2 separate regions of the Homo sapiens genome follow, and region 1 is linked to region 2. A link is an interaction called in ENCODE POLR2A ChIA-PET data of the cell type or tissue named here. Cell type or tissue: OCI-LY7. All regions are shown on one strand. Each heading gives the region's core, and the rest is flanking DNA. Links, peaks and the distances in the headings are about the cores only. Region 1 has its middle 46 kb from the start of RHOXF2. Region 2 overlaps TMEM255A (transmembrane protein 255A).

The links. ChIA-PET counts read pairs that join two places held together with the same protein. Peaks named below come from ENCODE experiments on the same cell type or tissue, not always from the same donor. Only the 100,000 strongest peaks of a DNase experiment are listed, where the experiment ranks them.
Region 1: POLR2A ChIA-PET joins it to region 2 with 7 read pairs; 4 of 35 experiments call an interaction of 5 or more read pairs at or near these places.

What each region holds. Positions count from the first base shown.
Region 1 is chrX:120,202,362-120,206,758 of GRCh38, reverse strand. It overlaps the pseudogene SFR1P1. Among named protein-coding and RNA genes, the nearest start is that of RHOXF2, 46 kb to the right of the region's middle. In OCI-LY7, for the core only: no CTCF peak of the experiment used is centred there; no DNase peak of the experiment used is centred there.
Region 2 is chrX:120,300,144-120,304,540 of GRCh38, reverse strand. It overlaps TMEM255A (transmembrane protein 255A), which reads left to right. Exons shown (of 9, transcript NM_001104544.3): 2 at 50-192. Among named protein-coding and RNA genes, the nearest start is that of TMEM255A, 9.1 kb to the left of the region's middle. In OCI-LY7, for the core only: no CTCF peak of the experiment used is centred there; a DNase peak (open chromatin) is centred at 1,910; H3K4me3 peaks cover 1,915 bases; H3K27ac peaks cover 2,163 bases.

The DNA of each region.
Region 1 (4,397 bases), core at 181-4,180, 98 kb after region 2:
GCACAGTTACAAACGCTCATCTGACTCTGCCAGCAAAGGCATGCTTCTTCTCAGTGCTGTGCACTTCCAGGTGCTTCAGTGCCTTCTCCATACTCACAGGAGACCCACCCACTGCCTCCCATGTTTCCACTGGAGCCCATCTTCGCAGCACAGCTGCCACCGGGTATCACAGCCCATGCTGTGGCCACAAAGCCAACCTGGGAGCCCTCAGGGACTGGGGCCAACTCACCTCATCCCATTCTCATCACCAGTTGTCAGGTCCCGGGGTCCGGGTCCAGCCCATGCTGAAGTCCAGAGGGAGTTGGTGGATGAGCAGAAAGAACACTCGGGGCTGAAGGCAGGTGAATGTGGTTTTATTCAGCAGCAGCTTTTATTAACAGCTTTCTCACACTAGCTCTCTCACACTGTTTGCCCTGTCGCAGCTGCTTGAGCCAGTGGCTCCCACAAACAGCTGTGCATCTGGCTCTTCCTTGCCTTCAGGGTCAGCGGCTTAACTCTTTTTCTCTCTGGGCATGAGCAAGCCAAGCTGTGTGCTGGCTCCCTCCTGTCCATCTGCAAGACGGACAGCTTTGGCTCTCTCTCTTTCTTTCTCTGGGCACCAGCGTGCCCACCATGTTAAGCCATGTGGAGCTAACCAGAGTCCCAAGAGCCCCTGTAGAACGTTAGCAGGGCAGTTATACCTTTTACAGACAATAGTGGCTTAGAGCGAAGTATAAACTTACACAAACAGGTTATATAACAAGTGGAGGTGTGTGCCTGCATGCCAAACTCACTGAGTCATGCAGGCCTGGATATCCACCTTGGCCTATTCCTTGACCAAGGAACATCCATGTACCTTACACAGAGGAAGAAGTCTATAGAAGGCTATTGTCTCTGCACTTATAGCAGCCTGAGGTCACTGTAGATATTCAGGGCCCACAGTTGGGAAGAAGAGGTGTATGTGGTGTGGGGGAAAGCAAGGACAAACTGGAACCTGCAAGGATTAACTTGAATCCCTAGGACAAACTAAATCCCATGAAGACTTACTGGAACCTGCATCTGTCTCTTATTGCCTCCAACCTAAAGAAAGAGCTGGCATCCATAGTCGTGGAAGTGCACACAAACCTGACTTAGGACTTGGAGAAGTTGAAGAAGGAGATCTTGTCAGAGTTGGAGTTGCTGCAGGTCCTGTTGCTGCCCCACACCAACGAGGTGTGCCAGTTGATCAGTGCCAGTGTATGGCAGTGGTAATAGTGCCTGTCCTACCAAACTTCAGAATATAGTATCTATTGCTTCACTCCCACTTCCCAAGCCCTGCCCAAATTTTTCTCCTGGTCCACTCTAACTCAGAACCACATTGGGAAGGCAATTCCAGGAAACTATGTTTCTAGCTTAGCTAAGTTGGCAAAGCCACTTCAACAACCGTGAGACAAATACAGACTGGTAGAATGTGACTGGCCACTATTAGAGAAAAGGATAACACACAGTAGAGAAAAAAAAAAAGAATCCCAAACCAAAAAACGTATGGGTCATTCTGCACATCAGTTATAGACAAGGACTTCTCAGTGTTTGGTGCTCACATTCAACCAAAGCTGTGTCCAAGAAGGACTCATTTAACCAGTATCATCCACCCCAACAATCCTGAGTGTCTATGTCCACAATGTTCAGTAGAGCAGAAGAGGAAGAAACAGTAAGCATGGAGTTACTGGCAGCATTTTGGAATGCTTCTGGTCACCGTGAATTTTGGTCACTGACCCCTGACTTCCGAGATAAGCCATACAACACTGAACCTTCCACCCAGCTTTTCAAAGGGGGTGAGTGTTCCCTTATTTTTAAAGCAACTATTGGTGAAATAAAGGTGACACATAAATTAGATTCACTGTATAGGCTTTGGTAAAAGTCGTGATGTGTTTCCAAAGCTTCAGATAGAAATGAATCCCAGTGTGACAATGGATATCTTTTCAGTTTAAAAGCAAAGTCTCAGAGGTGAAAACTTCAGCTTCTGTGCTCTTTCCCACCCCTCTGAGGAATATGAAATAGCTGGGGGCCCATGGATAAAACAGAAAAGCAGTGGAGAATAGCTTGAAGGCACCGGGAGGCTGGATAGATGACTGTAAAGATATTCTGCTGATTTTATGGGGTAAGCCATGCTTTGAGCATTTTCCAAAGGGGAAAGAAAGGTGAGCAACTTTATCACAAAACAGTTGATTTTTTACTTACAAATGAGTATGGTTTGAATATTTGCCCCCTCCAAAACTCATGTTGAAATTTAATCTCCAATGTGGCGGTATTGAGAGGTGGGGTCTTGGGGCTTTTAAGAGGTGATGGGTCATAAAGGCTCTGCCCTCATGAATCGACTAATCCATCATGGATTAATGGGTCAATAGATTAATGGGTTATCATGGGAGTGGGACTGGTGGCTTCATAAGAAGAGGAAGAGAGACCCAAGCTAGGATGCTCAGCCCCCTCACCCTGTGATGCTCTGTGCTGTCTAGGAAGTTTGCAGAGAATCCCCACCAGCTAGAGGGTCCTCACCAGATGCAGTCCCTTGACCTTGGGCTTTTTAGCCTCCATAACCATATGAAATAAATTCCTTTTCTTTATAAATTATGCAGTTTTAGATATTCTATTATAGGCAACAGAAAACAGACTAAGACAAGAATGTTTGATGAAAAGCTATGCCTTTTAAATTTTGACTGGCATTAAGTTATATAGATAGAACATAGTAACTAGCTCAACAGACCACACATGATTTAAATTTATTACTTTTCTTCTCGATAGATTAAGTTAGAAAAAAGGAAATATTAATTTAGCTACTGAAGTTTTGCATCTAAAACCTTCTTTGTAAAATTCTGGCTAGTCTCTTTTAAAGAGTAACAGAAAATCATGGGCATTATTTTGAAGAGCCAGTTTTCTTCAGCATTGTGGTAATAATAATAACTAATATTATTTAGGATTTGCTACATGCTAGGTATTAACCAACTATTTTACATGTATTATTTCATTTAATCCTTTTAACACCTCTAGGCTATCAGTATGATTATTCCCACTTGAAGATGAAGAAACTAGAGTGCAGAAAAGTTGTGATTTGTGTAAAGACACACAGTAAGTTCTAGAGCCAGAGTTCAAACCTAGTCTACATCATTGCATCCCTACAAAATTCACACTGATCAGTAGGTAGAAATCACTTCAGCAAAAGATGTCTGAACAGGAATGGTTAGTGCAGCATCTTTTATAAGGGTTTAACATTCGAAAAAGCTTATCTATCTATCTATCAGTAAGGGACTGGTTAAACTGATGAAGTTAATCTATTCAGTGGACTAGTTTTGCATCTGTTAGGAGTTATATGACAGAGATGTACAGACAGTGTGATCCAATTTTAGTAAACACATTTACCAGTATTCATATACATTAAAAAGTCTGGAAAATTATACAGCAAAAATACTAACAATGATCATTGTGAAGTGGTAGGATTCTAGGTAATTTAAAATGTGTCCCAATTTTTCCTATAATAATCATGTAATAAAGAATAGAATAAAATCTTTAAAACTCACACCACTGTTCTTTCACTGAGAAACACTGCTTCTCTTTTGAGTTGCAGACTGGAAATCAGCCCTGACTGCATTCAAGTGCTCTGTGACTTTGGACAAGTCACTTACCCTCTCTGGGTCTCCTGTTTTATATAATAAGAACGCGATTTAATTTTGCAGGTTCCTTTGTGTTCTAACATCCTTTGACTTAATGAATCTGATTCTTAGTAAAGTTCTTTTAAAAAAAGAACAAATAATGTGTGGAGGTTTAAATGTTGATAAATGGTTTCTTCACACTTTATCTGTTTTCTTCAGCATGTGAAGTTATTATTTCCATTATTCCCTTCCCGTGAGTCCTTTAAGAAGGGAAAGTTGGCTTTTTGCTCTCTCTGGGGATGGCGGAGGGAGGTACCCTGCTGAGGGGAAGGGGGATGCCTGAGACCTGGACTTCCTCGGGAGTCTGCTGTGGAGTTGAAGGAAAACCAAGATTTCATTTTCAAGATGGAAAGTCCATCAGACTCAGCTGTGGTTTTACCTAGCACTCCTCAGACCTCTGTGAATCCATCATCTCCCTATACAAATAGTTCACGAACACAACCTATGAGTGCAACACTTAGAGAAAGATTAAGGAAAGCAAGATCTTCATTTAGTTCCTGTTATAATGTGGTGAAACTTCTTAAAGTAGAGAATGAAGAAAACGATCAGACCTTTTCAGAGAAACCAGCATCTTCCACAGAGGAAAACTGTTTGGAATTTCAAGAAAGTTTTAAACACATAGACAGTGAATTTGAAGAAAATATAAATTTGAAAAATACTTTGAAGAATCAATGTCTGTGAATCTCAGTCATTTGACTCTGGGTCATGCAGTGCTCTCCAAAATGAGTTTGT
Region 2 (4,397 bases), core at 184-4,183:
CCTTTCCCCAGCTGAAATGAGCAATTTTAATTTCTCTCTGTGCTTTCAGGAGCATTCAATCGGAGGAAACGAAACTCCATCTATGTCACCGTGACTTTGCTTATTGTGTCCGTGTTAATTCTCACAGTGGGCCTTGCTGCAACCACCAGGACCCAGAATGTGACTGTAGGAGGTTATTACCCCGGAGTTATTGTAAGTATAGAAGGCACAGGTAGGTCGCAGTAGCTTGCTGTCTACAGAAATTCTGGCTCTGCTCTGATAGTTTTCAATTCTGTTTGAGTGTCTAGTGTTTGCTCAGATTTCCTCCTTTGTATCTCTGTATATTTATGTGGAGAGGCAACTCTGGGCCCGCTAAGAAGAGCACTGGACTGAGAATCAGAAGAATCCAGCACCATCCCTATCTAACAGTGTGATCCTGAGCAAGTCATCTCACTCTTTAATACCTCAGGTTTCTGGTTTAGGAGATGTTACCAGCAGTGTTAACCTTAGGCTAAGGTCCTTTCTCTCCGGGCATCTGCATTCCCATATATAATAGAGGTCATCTGATCTCACCTGAAATCTGAGGATCCTGGCAGCTTGACACTCTGACCAACAGCACTGATCTCCAAAGTGATCCTGCACTCCTATCAGAAAAAGCTGTGGAAGATATGTTCCTAAAATATGTATATTTATTCACTTATAAATTATATATATACATGTTCATAAAACTTATATAAAAATGAACATTCAAAAATTAGATAAAAATAAGTATACAATAACTTTTAATATCTTCATGTGAACACAAACTAAAATGTCACCAGATAATATGCACTTAGTGTGAAGCTTGTCATTAAAGACAGTGGCTTTAAATCCTTATTTCAAATGGCCCACTAGATAATTGTGAATATTTTTGGCTGCCTTCTTATCCCATATGATTAGACTGTCATTGGAGTCATGTTTTTAAATGTCAATATCACAATTTGGCTGCCAAAAATCTACCCTGGGAGTTAGAAGTATTAAACTCTGCCATTTTCTTGTTGCTTACGTTTGCTTACATTATTAGGGTCATCTTCAACTTCTGGTTTCTCAAGAGGAATCTTTTCAAGCCTCTTATCCATTTTGTTGAGACTAGTTTCGTTAAAATTGGATAATACAATCCAGGCACACATAAAATGCCCCACCATCAACCGTTTGTTGCTTGGAACTTGCCCTCCTCCAGAAGGATAGTTCACCTGATCACCTGACATTCACACGGACAGAGGGTGCCAGTGACAGTCTGTTTATTAAATATTAGTAATGTTTGGTTTCTTATTATTTTAGATAAACAATAAATAGGAAACAGCCGTATTCCAGTGGATTGTTTTATCTACCCTAGGGTGCATGCAGTTCCCTTTGGAGACTGCTAAACTAGTTGCATTAGAAAAACCAAAACCTAATTTGAGTCTACGTACACTGCTGTTGAACCCAAAAACCTAACTCTAGAGGTGAGATCATATTTTAAACACCAATTAAATGGCTCCTCAATTGTTAGAGAGCAGAAGGACCTTTAGGACAATTCAGTTAAGAAATATTTTAGTACAGCAAAGAGGTCAGATGTATTTTTTGTTGTTGTTTTGTTTCATTTCTCTTTGAAATGAAATGAGAGAGAGAGAGAGAGGTGGGGATTGGAGAGAGAAGCAAAGCGAGAGGGGAGATTAAAGATGATGCCTTGGACAAGCCAGAGCTATAAGTGACCAAGCCTGGAGCCTGTTGCCTAGGTCACTGATTTCATTCCACAGTCAGCCTCCTCAATAGCTCTTGAGAAGCTGGGACCTAAAGTGGGCTGCAGGCTATGCCTTCCTGGAGCTGAAGGCTGCTGGGGGAAGTGCCTCCACAGCTCCAGGGCAGGCAGGGCTCCTCCCAGCTGAGGGCAGGTGACCCACAGACACTGTTTGGTGCCCTGTGTTAAACATGTGATGTGAGAACTCACCCAGTGCACTTCCTGTGGTGAGGCAAGAAAACCAGTCGTCAGCAGAATTGGGTTTTATTTTTAAACACAAGCAAAGCCGGTGGGGGGTCGGGGGGTGGGTGTGCAGGGAGGAACAGAGGGGGTAAGATAGCATTTCGGTGGCTTGGAAAAGCAATTTATAGGGTCTGCTTGACTTTGTGTATTTCAGGTAGCTGCATTAGTAAAATATTTCTGACTGATGAGCAAATGCTGAAGCCAAGATTTAGAGTCTCTGTGGGTGAGGGGAAGGTATTTTCCATGTTATTTAAGAGTATGAACTCCTATTCATAAACAGTGGCTGTGAACCTTCTCTGTGGAATATCTTACTGTGGGTGGCTAGGTTGGAATACGTTAACAAAGGAAGGAGGGTGCCTGATTGCTGTTATTCAAGTACCTGATGTTCAGCTAGCACTAGAAGTTGAAGCAGTGGGGGCGTGTGTTTGCGTGTGAGTGGTTCACTAAGAGCTAATATGGAAGTGTTAATAGGAAAGCCATCCCTAACGGACACTGTGCCCCCATGATTTAACCTTTAAAAATGTGCTCTCATAGTTCCTGGAGATTGCTTCTTTAAAATGCATTTTAATTACATAAAATAAAGGGGAAAAGACAGCAGATTGAATAGCAGAAAAATCCATTTGAGTTTATAGGTCAGATCACGTTGTAACAAATACAATTACGACTCATACCTCAGAAACAGTAAACGCCTGAGAATCCAGATTTGTCTGGGAATGGGGTACTTTCATTAACTGAATAGCTTGGTTATTAGGGAGTTACTATAGAAACTCCAAACCAGTGGTTTCCCCACTCTGATGTGAATAAGAATGACCTTGTGAACCTGCAAAAAATGCAGATCTCTACTCCCTAGCCCAAGAGATTCTGATTCAGTTGGTCTGCATGGGCCCTGGCAATCTGAATTTTCTTTTCATAAACTAACCTTTGATTGAAAAAGTAATAAATGTTGAATCCACCTGAGGGGAAAGAATCCGTGGGGGGTGGGGGGAGTCTAATTCAGGTGGACTAGCAACCACCTGGAGAATTAACACACAGTAAAATATGCTTAGCAATAAAACCAGAAGGATCATAATGTGTCATCTGGAGATTCTGCACTGTCAAAGTGGTCACTTTAAATATAAATTACTAATGTATAGAACTGTGAAAAAGTTTCAGCTTATTTAGAACTCTGCTGTTTTAGACTCTGATTAAATGTGTTAACAATCCATGAGAATTTAAATTTTCAAAACAGACAAATTAGGGAGAAGTTATTAGATTAAAAGAAGACTTACCATACAAATCATTTAAATATTGTGATCTCAGGTACTTAAAATATAACTCAATTTGCATAATTCTAAGTCACGTGAAGCTTTTTGGGAGCATCTTTATTTTGCCAAATGAGATATCTTTGTACAGTGAGGTGCATTATCATGGCATGTTAGCTACTCTACCTGAGCTAGCATGTGGTATCATCGTTCTAAGAGACATACGCACACATGCCTCTGTAAAGATGTGCTAGTCTGTACAGTCTGAACTGTAAAGTTTTAAAAAAACTAAAACCAGGCTGGGCACGGTGGCACATGCTTGTAATCACAGCACTTAGGGAGGCTGAGGTGGGAGGATAGCTTGAGGCCAGGAGTTCAAGTCCAGCCTGGGCAACGTGGTGAGACGCCATCTCTACAAAAAGTATATATATAAAAAATTAGCCAAGTATGGTGGTGCACGCCTCTGGTCCCAGCTACTCGACAGGATGAGGTAAGAGGATCTCTTGAGCTCAGGAGGTTAAGGCTGCAGTGAACCATGATCACTCACCCCACTGGGCTCCAGCCTGGGCCACAAAGCAAGACTGTCTCAAATAAATAAATAAATAAAATTTAAAAACTAAAAACGGCCAGGTGCGGTGGCTCACACTTGTAATCCCAGCATTTTGAGAGGCTGAAGCAGGCGGATCACTTGAGCCCAGGAGTTTGAGACCAGCCTAGACAACATGACAAAGCCCCATCTCTACAAAAAAAAAAAAAAAAAAAAATTAGCCTGGCCCTGTGGCATGAGCCTGTAGTCCCAGTTACGTGGGAGGCTAAGGTGGAAGGATCGCTTGAGCCTAGGAGATGGAAGTTGCAGTGAGCTGAGATCGCGCCACTTCACTCCAGCCTGGGTGACAGATCGAGGTCCTGTCTCAAAAAAACAAAACAAAACAAAACAGAAACAAAAACCGAACACCAACAAACAAAGACAAACTGGATTAAGAATTTTACTGTCCTCAAATATTCAAGGCATTTTATTTCAGGAGGGTTCAGATGAGCTTTCTACTCTGAAGGCCTAAAAACCCAAGAGCTTCATTTGTTGCCTGAAGCTGAAAGAGACAGGGGAGGGTGATTGCTGCTTCCCGGTACACCTCCTCTTACCTTAGATGCAGGAAAAAGAGGCCTCTAAATGTGTT